2 separate regions of the Homo sapiens genome follow, and region 2 is linked to region 1. A link is a loop called in an ENCODE intact Hi-C map of the cell type or tissue named here. Cell type or tissue: endothelial cell of umbilical vein. All regions are shown on one strand.

Evidence for each region. Hi-C counts contacts between places; a loop is a spot of excess contacts. Peaks named below come from ENCODE experiments on the same cell type or tissue, not always from the same donor. Only the 100,000 strongest peaks of a DNase experiment are listed, where the experiment ranks them.
Region 2: it touches region 1 in a loop (2.4-fold over the local background); 3 of 110 quality-filtered maps call a loop at or near these places.

The regions. Positions count from the first base shown.
Region 1 is chr1:31,393,457-31,395,956 of GRCh38, forward strand. No RefSeq gene overlaps it. Among named protein-coding and RNA genes, the nearest start is that of SERINC2, 19 kb to the right of the region's middle. RefSeq lists a silencer at 1,246-1,540. In endothelial cell of umbilical vein, a CTCF peak has its summit at 1,352 (motif pointing right); a DNase peak (open chromatin) is centred at 1,355.
Region 2 is chr1:31,617,166-31,619,665 of GRCh38, forward strand. It overlaps HCRTR1 (hypocretin receptor 1), which reads left to right and starts at 524. Exons shown (of 9, transcript NM_001525.3): 1 at 524-716; 2 at 1,591-1,651; 3 at 1,886-2,226; 4 at 2,367-2,500. The coding sequence starts at 2,028. RefSeq lists an enhancer at 440-1,129. In endothelial cell of umbilical vein, CTCF peaks have their summits at 1,179 (motif pointing left) and 1,378; a DNase peak (open chromatin) is centred at 1,056; H3K4me3 peaks cover 874 bases; H3K27me3 peaks cover 149 bases.

The sequences.
Region 1 (2,500 bases):
CTTGAACCTGGGAGGCAGAGGTTGTAGTGAGCTGAGATGGTGCCAGTCAGCTCCATGTAGTGAGCTGAGATGGTGCCACTCAGGCAATAGCAAGACTCTGTCTCAAAAATAAATAAATAAATAAAAATGAAAAAAAAATAAATGTAGGTAAACTCAAGAGAATAGATAATAGTGAAATATAGTAAAATAATTAGGAAGTGATGATTTTTAATATCTTTGTTTTAATATAATTTATTTAATTGTAAATGTATACAATTTAATTTTAAAATTTTTATTATGATGATATATATTTTTTGGGGACAGGGTCTCACTCTGTCATCCAGGCTGGAGTGCAGTGGCATGATCACAGCTCACTGCAGCCTTGACCTCCTGGGCTCAAGCAATCCTCCCACCTCAGCCTCCTGAGTAGCTGAGAATATAGGCATGCGCCACCGCACCCCGTTAATGTTTAAAATTTTTTGTAGAGACAGGGTCTCACTATGTTGCCCAGCCTGATATTATGATTTTTTAAGAGATGGAAGTCTCACTATTTTGCCCAGGCTGATCTGGAACTCCTGGCCTCAAGTGATCCTCCTCTCACCTCAGCCTCCCAAAGTGCTGGGATTACTGGTGTGAGCTGCTGTGCCCAGTATACAATTTAATTTTTAGCAATGACTGTTAAACAGCCCTCTTGCAAAATGCCTGAAACTTTAGCAATTTGCTCTTGCTAGCTGGTGTGAGCGGCTCTTATACACTGATGGACTTGTCCCCAGCCAAAGGCATCCCACAGGGCATTGTCAACAAAAGAGGCCCCATGATATAATATTTATAATTATAAATATTAATACTTTTTGACCCAGTCAAAATCATCTCCCAGACCTCAAGAAACTCTTCTTGGGGTCACTTGCACCTCCTCTTAATTCTCCTAAACACATTGTTGCCATTTAGACTACTGAATGTCAGAGCCAGAAGGGTCCTGAGGCCATTTGGTGCCTTCAACTTGTGAAGATGGGGAAACTGAGGCCCAGGGTAGGGCAGGGACTTGCTTAAGCTCATTAACATTGAAAACCAAGTCTTATGGCTCCCAGGTCAGGACTCATCCTATTAACTCCTTTCTTAGGGATAGGGAAGCTGGCCCAGAGAGAGGAAGGTGAGTGCAAATTCACACAGCAAACAAGCGTCAGAGCCAGAGCCTGGGGATTCTCCTCGCCCGCCCAGATCTCCTCGGAACCTTCACCTTCCTCTTGGGCCCTGGAAATGAGGCATGTGCGCGCCTCCTCCGTGCACCCAGGGCCAGGCGTTGAAGACGGAAGGGGCGATTCCTGCGGGTGTTCTTCTCGGAGCTGAGGTTGGCACGCACCAGTTTGTCCACCGGGGGGCACTACGGAGCCGAGCTAGGAGAGCGCGCGGGCTCCCGGAGCCTCCCAGCCCTGATTGATCCGCACTTGAGCCCGGCGGGAAAACAGGTGTCCCGAGAGGAGAGGAACTAGCCAGACGTCACCCTGAGAACTAGAGACAGAGCTGGCACTTGACGCGGACCTCCTGACACCAGTCAGGTGCACTCTCCCGGCGTCTAAGCGCGTCCCTCCCCCTCTTCCGGGGGCCGGGCTGCTACTTCTTTTCCTGTCAACTGGGGTCAGCGAAGGCCCTCCTGGGCCAGGCTGTGCAGAACCACAGCTCTGTCTGGCATGGCATTGCACCTCCACTGGACAGTGGCCGGTGCTGAGCGACACATGCCTCATTCCCTCTCTGTCCAGGGCCGCTCCCCACCCCGCCTTCTTCTTCTTCTTCTTCTTTTTTTTTTTGGAAACGGAGTCTTGCTCTGTCACCCAGGCTGGAGTGCAGTGGCGCGACCTCGGCTCACTGCAATCTCTGCCTCCTGGGTCCAAGCCATTCTCCTGCCTCAGCCTCCCAAGAGTACCTGGGATTACAGGCGCCCGCCACCACACCCAGCTAATTTTTGTATTTTTAGTAGAGACGGGGTTTCACCATGTTGGCCAGGCTGGTCTTGAACTCCTGACCTTGGGTGATCCGCCCATCTCGGCCTCCCAAAGTGCTGGGATTACAGGCGTGAGCCACCGCGCCCGCCCCGCCTTCTGTCATCCCGTATCAGCGCAAGTCTTTGCCGTTTACCAAACATTGTCACACCCTCTGATTACCTTCTTTTTCTGAGTAGAGAGGAAGGGTGGCGGGGGCTGGGGTTAGACCTGAGCTTCAGTCTTGGACCAGCTACTCAAACTCACCTCGTTACACAATCACTTTGTGCCTTGGTTTCCTTATTTTAAAGCAGAGATCATAGTTCTTATCTCACAGGGTTGTTGAGAGGATTAAAAGAGGTAACACAGCAAGTCCTTGGGAACTTTTCTTTTTGAGACAGGGTCTTGCTTTGTATCCCAGGCTGAAGTGCAATACCGCGATCGTGGCTCACTGCAGCCTCCACTTCCTGGCCTCAAGCAATCCTCCTGCCTCAGCCTCCATGTAGCTGGGACCACATGCGGCTCCACCATGGCTAATTTTTTAT
Region 2 (2,500 bases), 220 kb after region 1:
CAAAAAGAGAAACTGGGGGCAGATAGGATGGGGGGCTGGGAGATGGGAGAACAGGCTTCTCTGGCATCGTTGGGAGCTAGCTGTTACAGCAGCATCCGGAGCTAGGCTGGAGGCGGTGCAGGCATCCTCTCTGTCTCACCCCTGTGACCCACCTGTGCCATCCTCCTCCTCAGTTAGGTGAGGCAGCAAGGAGAGGCGGGGCTGGGCTCCACCTCTGCACTGTGGCCCTCTGAAGCTGCCAGGCCCGCCGGCACACACTAAGTGCGCCCAGAATGCGGGGTGGCCAGGGGCATAAATGTTGAATGAATGAGGATGGAATGAATGAACGGATGGACGCATGAATGGAGGTGGGATGGAAGCTTGAAGTGGGAGGCTAGAAGGAACGAGCGTCTCCCTCCGCCCTGCGGGTCTCGGGGCTGGAAGACAGGGAGCCAAGACCGTCTGGGGGCTCCCACCCCGCCCTGCCCCTCCCGCCGGCCCTCCCTCCCCGCAGCGCGCAGCCCGGCGGAGCCCGCGCCGAGCCACAGCCCGCGCAGTTGCCGCGGATCGTGCTGAGCCCCGCGAGCCGAGGCAGCGCAGCCTAGGGAGGGGGCTGCCCCGGCCCCCTCCTGCAGTCCCGGCCCCTAGAGGCTCGGCCTTCCTCGCAGGAAGGCGAAGTCCCCGGTGCCAGGTCCGGGGACCAGCAGCCGAGAACGCCCGGGTCCCGGAGCCAACAGGTGCGGGGTGTGGGGGACCCCCAGGCCTGGGATGGGGGTTCCAAAGGACCCGCGGCGAGGGATGGGAGGAGCCAAGAGTCTCGGGGGGTAACCTGGGTGCTGGGAGACTGGCTCCTCGGCCAGCGCTGCTCTCCTCTAGGCAGGCTCCGAGTGCCCTCGCTCCCCCGCGCCTTCCCGGAGCCCCGCCAGCCCCCGAGGTGCAGGAAGGTCCCGCGGACGGAGCGGGCCTGCCGGCGTTCAGTGGGGTATGAAGGCGTCCCCTCCCCTTCCCCAGGGGTCTCCAGGGATCCGCAACCCTCCGGCACCTGGCCGGGGTCGTCCTAGCCCAGCCGGGGGAAGGAGGGGCTGAGTGCGGGAGGAGGGGAGGGGCGGGGAGCTGGGCTGGCTGGATTTATGAATGGAGAGCGACCCGCGCGCCGGAACAGCGGCTCCTGGCGGCCGTCGGGGAGCGTCGCGGCCCTGGGGACCCAAAGGGGCCTCTTAGGGGGCCTGGATGCTCCCCTTGCTCGCAAGGGGTCGTCAGTCCCTCCGCGCACCACCCCCACTGTGTGTGTGTTGTATGTGTGCGTGTCCGCGAGTGCCCACCGGAGGGTCTGGCAGGTATGGCGGGTGGGGCTTGGGTCTCTAACACCTCCCTTGGCCCGTTTTCCCAACCCAAAGTTAAAGCCTCTGAACTGGCTCAAGAAATATTTGCAATCGGGATGGCTTCTCCTCCCAAATCTACGGTGTTTGGTGGGTTCGAACAGACCTGGCTTAAGAGCTTTGTGACCTTGAGCAAGAGACTCAATCTCTCTGAGCTTCGGTCTCATCTGCAAAGCAGGGTACCCTAATAATGGTAACCGGAAACGTCCCCGAAACTACCTTCTCGTACCAGGTTCTTGGTGAAGCACTTGGCACGCATCGGAGCTCATTACTCCTCATCGTGGTCCTGTAAGGTATGTAGGGCTGTCACCCCATTAGACAGATGGGGAAACCAAGGCTGAAAGAGGCCAGGTAAGCTACCCAAGGCAACTGGTGTGGAATTGGGATGCAACCCAGGTCTGTCTTCCTCCACCAATTTCATGACTGTGAGAATTAAGAGGGAACTTATACGCAAAGCGCCTGGCACAATCCCTAATGTTTCCTTCCTTCTCTCTTTTCCCACTCCCTCCTTTCCTTCCTCCCTTCAGGAAGTTTGAGGCTGAGACCCGAAAAGACCTGGGTGCAAGCCTCCAGGCACCCTGAAGGGAGTGGGCTGAGGGCTGGCCCAAGCTCCCTCCTCTCCCTCTGTAGAGCCTAGGATGCCCCTCTGCTGCAGCGGCTCCTGAGCTCATGGAGCCCTCAGCCACCCCAGGGGCCCAGATGGGGGTCCCCCCTGGCAGCAGAGAGCCGTCCCCTGTGCCTCCAGACTATGAAGATGAGTTTCTCCGCTATCTGTGGCGCGATTATCTGTACCCAAAACAGTATGAGTGGGTCCTCATCGCAGCCTATGTGGCTGTGTTCGTCGTGGCCCTGGTGGGCAACACGCTGGGTAGGTCCAGGGCTTGCCCGGCAGTGCTGCCGGCTTTCCCTGGGGATTGAAGGGGGTTGTGTGGGAGGAGGGCTCGCTGATTAGGCAGAACTAGGATGGGTGTGGCTCTGCCACCAGCTTCACCTCGCTGCACCCTGCAGTCTGCCTGGCCGTGTGGCGGAACCACCACATGAGGACAGTCACCAACTACTTCATTGTCAACCTGTCCCTGGCTGACGTTCTGGTGACTGCTATCTGCCTGCCGGCCAGCCTGCTGGTGGACATCACTGAGTCC